2 separate regions of the Homo sapiens genome follow, and region 1 is linked to region 2. The links are chromatin loops, found by intact Hi-C in ENCODE. Cell type or tissue: CD4-positive, alpha-beta T cell. All regions are shown on one strand.

Region 1 (5,000 bases), 130 kb before region 2:
GGTGCTGGTCTCACTTGTGAAAGGAGAGGAGCTAGGAAAGAGATTGAGTAGGAAGAGCCTCAGATATTTCTGCAGTGCAGTTCTAAGAAAGTCTTAGCCAGCCCAATGAGAAGCTCTAGAACAAAGATTGCCCATGGAAGAGTCCCTTTTTGGCAAAAAGTGACAGTTCTCTTGACCAGTTTTTGGCTGGGGACTGCCCAGGAAGCTCGTAGCCTCAGCTTGAAAGCTCGGGCAGGCCGGGCACGGTGGCTCACACCTGTAATCCCAGCACTTTGAGAGGCCAAGGTGGACAGATGGCTTGAGGTCAAGAGTTCGCAACCAGCCTGGCCAACATGGCAAAACCCTGTCTCTGCTAAAAACACAAAAAAATGGGCCGGGTGCAGTGGCTCACGCCAGTAATCCCAGCATTTTGGAAGGCCGAGGTGGGTGGATCTCCTGAGGTCAGGAGTTTGAGACCAGCCTGACCAACATGGTGAAACCCTGTCTCTAGTAAAAATACAAAAATTAGCCGGGCTTGGTGGCGGGCACCTGTAATCCCAGGTACTCAGGAAGCTGAGGCAGGAGAATCGCTTCAACCTGGGAGGCGGAGATTGCAGTGAGCCAAGATCATACCACTGTACTCCAGCCTGGGAGACTGAGCAAGCCTCTGTCTCAAAAAAAGAAAACCCACAAAATTTAGCCAATTTTTGTGGTGGTGGGCATGGTGGTGGGTGTAGTGGCCAGTGCCTGTAGTCCCAGCTACTCAGGAGGCTGAGGCAGGAAAATTCCTTGAACCTGGGAGGTTCAAGCTATAGAACAAAGATTGCCCATGGAAGAGTCCCTTTTTGGCAAAAAGTGACAGTTCTCTTGACCAAGATCATGTTGCAGTGAGCCAAGATCATGCCACTGACTCCAGCCTGGGTGACAAGAGTGAAACCCTGTTTCAAAAAAAGAAAAGAAAAGAACAAAAAAAAAGAAAGCCGAGGCAGAGCCTAGAGTCACCCACAGCTGAAGGCTGTCAGTTGGTTGCATTCCCCGTGGCAGCATCTCTCTTAAAAGGATTTAGGAGCAGCACATCTTTTTGGCTGCCATATGGGTATATGGCTAGGAATTGATTATGTCTTTTTGGTTCTCTTACTATTTAAAAAAACTGCATGTATTACATTGTTGAAAAATAATATAATTTTAAACAGCAACCAAGAAAACAAACATTTAAATATTTTTTACAGGAGTGCAGGAGACTGAATGTAAGGCCCTGATACCCTCCTTCTGCTCCACTCCAGCTACCAACCACCTGTCCTGAGTGGATGATCTGAGAGGGCAGCAGGCAAGTACATTTTGGAGGATATGAACAAGGCCTGGGGCTCTGCCACAGCAGGGGCATAGAAAGTCTTGAAAGAACTTTATTCCCCTCTGGATCCTACCAGATGTTGAAGATCTACAGCAAAGCTCTGGGGCAGAGATTAGAGTGTGTGAATTATGGGTTTTCTTAGAGGAAGGGGAGCCACAGCCTGTGTAAGTGTTGTGTGGGGGGCGGGGGGCGGGGGGGGGCGGTGAGCGAGGATCATCTGGTTTCCCTGGCCCCTAGGTGGGGACCATGGAGCGAACTGGAGAAGCAGGCTGGGTCCTTCCTACTCCTGAGGCTGGCAGAGCACACTCTATAGCTGAGGAGACTGGAAGTTAAAGGGTTTCTTCACAAGCAACTGACAACTTGCCAGCTGTATGTGTCTTCTTCTCTCTCTCTCTCTTTTCTTTCTTTCCTTCTTTTTTTTTTTCTTTTTTTAAATTAATTCAGAGTCTCGTTCTGTTGCCCAGGCTGGAGTGCAGTGGTGCAATCTCGGCTCACTGCAGTCTCCGCCTCCTGGGCTGAAGAGATTCTCCTGCCTCAGCCTTCTGAGTAGCTGGGATTACAGGCACACATCACCACACCTGGCTAATTTTTCTATATTAAGACGGGGGTTTCACCATGTTGGCCAGGCTGGTCTCGAACTCCTGACCTCAAGTGATCCACCTGCCTTGGCCTCTTAAAGCGCTGCGATTGCAGGCATGAGCCAGCGCACCCAGCCGTGTATGTGTCTTCTTATTGCTCACTGAATGGCTGCTGCTGAAAGCACACTAAGGAAGTAGATCTGAGTCCCAAGGGTGCATAAAGCCATGTGAAGGCAAAATTATATAACGCTGCACTCAGGAAGACTAACAGCCAGATAGAAACAACAAGCAGAATACACAGAACAGGCAACTTCTAGGAAATAGAACTTGAACAAAAAATTACAGCAAAGGACTTTCTAGAACTAAAAAGAAGAACTCTTATATTCAAAATTTAGTAGATAAATTGAAGGGAAAAGATACTCACTGTTGAAACACTAATTAGTTCCCCAAAAGCTCAAGTTGAAGCAGTATCTCAAAGCCCAGGGCAAAAAATATAGAGAAGGAAATGTGGTACAGAAAACAAAAACAGATGGATTGCCTGAGGCCGGAAGTTTGAGACCAGCCTGGCCACATGGCAAAACCCCGTCTCTACTAAAAATACACAAATTAGTTGAGCGTGGTGGCTCACAGCTGTCATCCCAGCTTCTTGGAAGGCTGTTATGAGAATTGCTTGAACCCAGGAGGCGGAGGTTGCAGTGAGCTGAGATTGTACCACTACACTCCAGCCTGTGCAACAGAACAAGACTCTGTCTCAAAAAAGTAGAAGAAAATAAAATAATAAAAATAAAAGATTGGAATGACAAATCCAAAAGATCTTACATGTGAAAAATAGTAGTGGGAAAGATGGATAAATAGGGGAACATATAGCATTTTTAGGATGGGAAAACTACCCTGTATGATACTATAATGGTAGATACATGTCACTATACACTTGTCTAAACCCAAAGAAAGTACACCAAGAGTGTGTCCTAGAATATGGACTTTGGGTGATAATGATGTGACCATGTAGTCTCATTGATTACAACAAATGCCCCACTCTGTAGGGGTGCACGATGGGGGAGGTTGTGCACCTGTTGGGGCAGGAGGTCTATGGGAAATTTTTGTACCTTACAACTCAGTTTTGCAGTGCACATAAAACCGCTCTAAAAATAAAGTCTATTAATAAAAATAGGAGTACAAAAAAGAGTGGGTAAAGGGATAGATGGGAAAAAGACAACAATTAAACAACAGAGGAAAATTTCCCTGACCTAAAGAAACACTTGAGGCTGCAAATTTCAAGAGTTCAATAAGTATTACATAGAATTTATGATAAAAAAGATGTGTACCTAGACATATACTGGTTAAATAAATGACTTACAAGACATCAAATATAAACATTATTTACAAATAAAAAGAAATTAGATTGTCATTGGATTTTCATCTGTTGCACTAGAAACTAGAAAATAATAAAATAACATCCAGTTTCCTGGGAAAAAAAGAGAACTGATACCCAGGACTACTACATAGCTAGAACTCAGTGGTTTTGCCACACCTATTGTTAAAATATTAAAATATTGACCATTTGTGATGGCTCACGCCTGTAATCCCAGCACTTTGGGAGGCCGAGGCAGGCGGATCACCTGAGGCCAGGAGTTCCAGACCAGCCTGGCCAACATGGCGAAACCCTGTCTCTACTAAAAATAAATAAATTAGCCAGGTGTGGTGGCATGCACCTGTAGTCACAGCTACTTGGGAGGCTGAGGCAGAAGAATTGCTTGAACTCAGGAGGCAGAGGTTGCAGTGAGCCAAGATCACGCCACTACACTCCAACCTGGGTGACAGAGCGAGATTCCATCTCAAAAAAAAAAAAATTAAAATATTTTCACACTGTCTATGAAATAGCTTTGTCCCTGATCATCTCCCCACCAGCCCTTTCTACTCCTACCCTGTTCTACAGGATTCAGCAACTAAGGAGTTAATGCCTGGCACACCTTTCTTATTGACTGGCCAGTCTCTGGTTTAGTATTTAAACATCATTACTGCTTCAAAGATACCACCTGACAGGGGAATGAAAGTTATTAGATAATAAACCACCCATGTATCTCATCTGAAGAAAATATTTGAGAAAGAACGCCAGCCAAATAAGAAAAAAATCAAAACAGAGATTTCAAGAGAGAAGAAGAAAAGAGATGAAAACAATGATGAGAAATGAGCCTTGCAATATGTACTAAAATTTAAATAGATAATGATAGAGTGGGATTATATAGGCAGAATTCGAATTTTTGAAATAGAAAATATTTTCTGCAAGAGAAAATTTACTACAAAGTTAAAATTACACGTACCAGATTATCTCAGCAAAACCTAGGGATAGAGGAAAGAGAAAGAAGGGAAGTAAACCAACTCTTGGGTCTCATCTTTTTTGGGGGCAGGGGAACAGATATGGACAATGGGCATAACATTCTAAGGGTTTCATATTCTTAGGGAGGGAGACCAGTGGTAAGTAGAGCACCTGGGTGGGGACAGGTGGCATCTTTTTTGATGAAATAGTCAAGAAATATATTTGATTATAAATGTCAGAGAAGAGAAGATAGCTATCAGAAATGGGAAAATATGGTAAAACTTTCCAATTAACAAGGTGAAAAGGCTGGATGTGGTGGCTCATGCCTGTAATCCCAGTACTTTGGGTGGCCAAGGCGAGCAGATTGCTTGAGCCCAGGATTTTGAGACCAGCCTGGGCAACATGGAAAAACCCAGTCTCTACAAAAAATACAAAAATTAGCCAGGCGTGGTAGTACATGCCTACAGTCCCAGCTACTCGGGAGGCTGAGGTGGGAGGATCGCTTGAGCCCAGGAGGTTGAGGCTGCGGTGAGCCATGATTGTGCCACCGCACTCCAGCCTGAATGACAGAGTGAGACCCTGTCTCCCAAAAAACCAAAACTTAAACAAAACAAAAACAAAAAAACCCCACAAGAATTATATAGGAATTTTGTTACACCACCAAAAACAATGAAAAGGGAAAAGAAAAACCACAAATCAAAGTACCTAATAAAAATAAAGATGGAAGTGATGAAAAGAAGCACATCAGTTATTTTACTATGTATGAAGAGGATAC
Region 2 (5,000 bases):
CAGCTCCTGGATTCATTAATTTTTTGAAGGGTTTTTTGTGTCTCTATTTCCTTCAGTTCTGCTCTGATTTTAGTTACTTCTTGCCTTCTGCTAGCTTTTGAATGTGTTTGCTCTTGCTTTTCTAGTTCTTTTAATTGTGATGTTAGGGTGTCAATTTTGGATCTTTCCTGCTTTCTCTTGTGGGCATTTAGTGCTGTAAATTTCCCTCTACACACTGCTTTGAATGTGTCGCAGAGATTCTGAACCCTAGAAGAAAACCTAGGTAATACCATTCAGGACATAGGCATGGGCAAGGACTTCATGTCTAAAACACCAAAAGCAATGGCAACAAAAGCCAACATTGACAAATGGGATCTAATTAAACTAAACAGCTTCTGCACAGCAAAAGAAACTACCATCAGAGTGAACAGGCAACCTACAAAATGGGAGAAAATTTTCGCAACCTACTCATCTGACAAAGGGCTAATATCCAGAATCTACAATGAACTCAAACAAATTTACAAGAAAAAAACAACCCCATAAAAAAGTGGGCAAAGGATATGAACAGACACTTCTCAAAAGAAGACATTTATGCAGCCAAAAAACACATGAAAAAATGCTCATCATCACTGGCCATGAGAGAAATGTAAATCAAAACCACGATAAGATACCATCTCACACCAGTTAGAATGGCGATCATTAAAAAGTCAGGAAACAACAGGTGCTGGAGAGGATGTGGAGAAATAGGAACACTTTTACACTGTTGGTGGGACTGTAAACTAGTTCAACCATTGTGGAAGTCAGTGTGGCGATTCCTCAGGGATCTAGAACTAGAAATACCATTTGACCCAGCCATCCCATTACTGGGTATATACCCAAAGGACTATAAATCATGCTGCTATAAAGACACACGCACACGTATGTTTGTTGCGGCACTATTCACAATAGCAAAGACTTGGAACCAACCCAAATGTCCAACAATGATAGACTGGATTAAGAAAATGTGGCACATATACACCATGGAATACTATGCAGCGATAAAAAATGATGAGTTCATGTCCTTTATAGGGACATGGATGAAACTGGAAATCATTCTCAGCAAACTATCGCAAGGACAAAAAACCAAACACCACATGTTCTCACTCATAGGTGGGAATTGAACAACGAGAACACATGGACACAGGAAGGGGAACATCACACTCCGGGGACTGTTGTGGGGTGGGGGGAGGGGGGAGGGATAGCATTAGGAGATATACCTAATGCTAAATGACGAGTTAATGGGTGCAGTACACCAACGTGGCATATGTATACATATGTAACTAACCTGCACATTGTGCACATGTACCCTAAAACTTAAAGTATAATTAAAAAAAAAAGAAATGGGTATTTTGGTATGTCTAAATACATATTATAAAAAGTAAATACTAAATTTATATATGTAAATATATTTACTAGGATATTGGATAACTTGGGATATCTGTTTTAATGCAACCAATTGCTTATTTTTTCTTTCCCTTTGTGATGAGAGGGAAAACAAAGTTCTGCAGACTGTCTTTAAAGAGCTCATGTTTTTTAAGCTGGCTTTGTGATCACTGTTTAAGAACTTTAGATGTAGTGTGACCTTAATCTACACTATGTAAAATTAGATGGTATCATAGATATTTGACATTGCCTTCCAAGTACACCAAAGATTACTAGTCTAAATTCTATATGTATCAGATACCTAAGCCATTCCCAGGTTCTGAGGTGTTTACTCAGAGGTTAGGGAAGAGAACTACTTCTGTGCATTAGAAGGCTTATCTTTGGGTGTTTCCTCAGAAGGAGGCAATAGAGTGCATAAACATCAAATTTGTGCTTAAATACATTTTATTTTTATTTTCATCTGCTTCAGTGTTTGCGTGGCAGCCTTACTTAGATCAAATAAAACCTAGCATATGGGTTGTGTACTCCTGCCATTCAAATTCCTTTTATGGAAAAGAAAAATAGTCTTCTTATTCATTTCCCTAATTGGGAAGGATGAAGCTAGTAAGTTATTGGACAAAAGCTGAAAAATATTCTCATGTCCATTATGTAAAGGTTTAGACATCTTTTAAAACCAGTACCTGCCAATGTGAGGTTTTTAATGTATTTTACATTTCCAAAATTAAAACGTAATCTCCAAGATTGTCTGAATTACTTATTAGTAGAAAATATATTTGTGTGAGCTTCCTAAACCTCTGTGCTTAAGTAGTCATTCAGTCTTCGCTATTACATCATAAGTCATTACTAAGCCTTTTGTTCTGAGCTATACCAAAGATATTATTTATATAGAAACATATTTATAGATGTTTTCAGTATCATTTAGTACCTTAATTAGTATTCATGATGTTAAAAAGAGACTAAAGTTTATTTCTGATAGCTTCTCTTTTAATATGATATGTTATATAAATTTAGAAGCAGTAATTTATCTTTAGTTTATTCAGAGACTCTTTTTTTTTATTTTTTTATTTTATTTTTTTTTTTGAGATGAAGTCTTGCTGTGTCACCTGGGCTGGAGCATAGTAGCGCGGTCTCGGCTCACTGCATCCTCTGCCTGGCAGGTTCAAGCAATTCTTCTACCTCAGTCTCCTGAGTAACTGGGACTACAGGCACACACCACTATGCCTGGCCAATTTTTGTGTTTTTAGTAGAGACGGGGTTTCACCATATTGGCCAGGCTGGTCTTGAACTCCTGACCTCATGATCTGCCCACCTCGGTCTCACAAAGTGCTGGGATTATAGGCGTGAGCCACTGCCCCTGGCCTCATATTTTAACTAATAATTTCCAGTCATTTGATTATATTTTTGGAATATTTTTACTTTCAAAAACTGTATTTGTTACCAGAAAGACATAAAAACTACTCATGCTGCAAATATGCATGCTGGTAAATACAAATCGGATCATTTATTTCAGGACTGGTTTTATTGACTTTTTAGGTGAGGATTCTATTATTAATAGATCTAAAATAAGAAAGAAGTAACTATTATAAACTGATTTAAGAACAAGTTGGAGCATAAAAACTCTAAAAATAAGATGGATTATGAGGTATTAAGTGTTCTCCAGTTAAAATATTATTTTATAAATAGTTAAATAATTTAAGAAATATTTCTTCCCTTAAATGTTAGTTCTAAATCAGACTAGTCTCAGATGCATATTAGTAATGCTCGGAATGGAAAACATACACCTGTGGTAAAAGAATATGTCATGGTAAATATGTTTATACAGCTGTGTGGTAATGTTAGTTATTACAGAGCACATTTGCAGAATCATGTAATGAGCCTCATTTTCAAACAACCATTAACTTTGGCTTAGAAATGGCTAATTAAAGAATAACTGCATTTTTCAAATGCAGACTGCACAAACAATATATAGCATCACTGTAGTTGTCTTCTTAACAGAACGTATAAATTTGATTGTAAGTATATGTTGGCTAATTTCGAGGAAATTCAAACTTCTTATAAGACTATTTCTTATTTATAATTTATACTTTCATTGCATATAATGCCTACTCTTTTAGTACCAGACTGAGTTTCCATTAAACTTTATTGCACTTACATGGACTCTTCTGTCAAGCTTTAATAAAATTATAAAATTGACTTAATTGGGTCTATCTGAAAGCTTCCTTTATCATTAATAAATTTTATTTATTCCATGGGGTTATAAGTCTTGGATAACTTGTATGACTTCATTCAAACTTGTTCTAGAATATGAATAAATATTATTTAAAATTAAGCATGAGTAAAAGCAAATTTAAAAATATTCTCATAGGTCTTTGAGGATTTACTCAAGAGTGCATAAAATGTTACCATTAACTATGTATTGCTATAGTGCAATCTGTAAAAATATGTTATCTAAAAAGTTTAATAAGCAGTGGGTGGTTTCATCTATTCGTCTAACTTTTGAGCACCTGCTAGGTAAACTCTAGAAATATCAAGAAGGAAGGCTTATTTCCTGCCCTCAAGTATTTTAGTTTCCTTCTACCGAGCATCAACTTTTAATTACCAGCAGTTACTTTTTTTTAAAAACCTGCCACTTGAGAGGAAGATACTGCAAATGTATTCAACATATAAATAGTGGCATCTTTATTAGACCCTTAGCTCTTTTTAGAGCTCTCTAAAATGGATACTAAGTTATAAGAAGACCAGGAAAGAAAATAAACAGATTCATGGCGTATTTATTTCCACTCCTGGAAAAAAGAGTTCGATGTGCTTTGGGGGAACTTTTTCTTGTTTGAACAATTTAACTTCTAAGGTGGATACAAAGTTACCAGAGGCGTTTGAACCAGAGCAACTCCATCTTAAATAGGGGCTGGGTAAAAAAAACGCTGCCATCTGCTGGGCTGCATTCCCAGGAGGTTGAGGCATTCTTAGTCACAGGATAAGACAGGAGGTCCGCACAAGATACTGGTCATAAAGACCTTGCTGATAAAACAGTTGCAGTAAAGAAGCCGGCGAAAACTCGCCAAAACCAAGATGGCGATGAGAGTGACCTCTGGTCGTCCTCACTGCTACACTCCCACCAGCGCCATGACAGTTTACAAATGCCATGGCAACATCAGGAAGTTACCCTATATGGTCTAAAAAGAGGAGGCATGAATAATCCACCCCTTGTTTCACTTATCATCAAGAAATAACCATAAAAATGGGCAACCAGCAGCCCTCTGGGCTCCTCTGCCTATGAGAGTAGCCATTCTTTGATTCCTTAATAAACTTGGTTTCTTAATAAACTTGCTTTCATTTTGCTTTGTGGATTCGCCTCTAATTCTTTCTTGCTCAGACCCAAGAACCCTCTCTTAGGGTCTGGATCAGTACCCCTTTGAGTAACAAAGTAATGAGGTGTTCGGAGTTGATTTAAGGTTAATCATGGAAGATTTTGACCTTGGTCTTTTTTCACACCACTTAGCATGGTGACTAACACATAGCAAGTACTTCATAAATATTTATTGAATGAATGAATGAGTAAATAAATAAGGATTAATAAAATAGTGGCCATCGATTTGCAG

Evidence for each region. Hi-C counts contacts between places; a loop is a spot of excess contacts. Peaks named below come from ENCODE experiments on the same cell type or tissue, not always from the same donor. Only the 100,000 strongest peaks of a DNase experiment are listed, where the experiment ranks them.
Region 1: a loop joins it to region 2, with 2.1 times the contacts of the local background. A loop is called at or near these places in 1 of 110 quality-filtered maps.

Annotation. Positions count from the first base shown.
Region 1 is chr1:222,770,738-222,775,737 of GRCh38, forward strand. LOC105372984 (a long non-coding RNA gene) reads right to left here and starts at 2,405. Exons shown (of 4, transcript XR_922641.3): 1 at 2,333-2,405. RefSeq lists enhancers at 1,758-1,857, 2,348-2,397 and a silencer at 2,608-2,657. In CD4-positive, alpha-beta T cell, no CTCF peak of the experiment used is centred here; a DNase peak (open chromatin) is centred at 2,064.
Region 2 is chr1:222,902,105-222,907,104 of GRCh38, forward strand. All of the region lies in intron 1 of DISP1 (dispatched RND transporter family member 1), which reads left to right. Among named protein-coding and RNA genes, the nearest start is that of DISP1, 90 kb to the left of the region's middle. In CD4-positive, alpha-beta T cell, no CTCF peak of the experiment used is centred here; no DNase peak of the experiment used is centred here.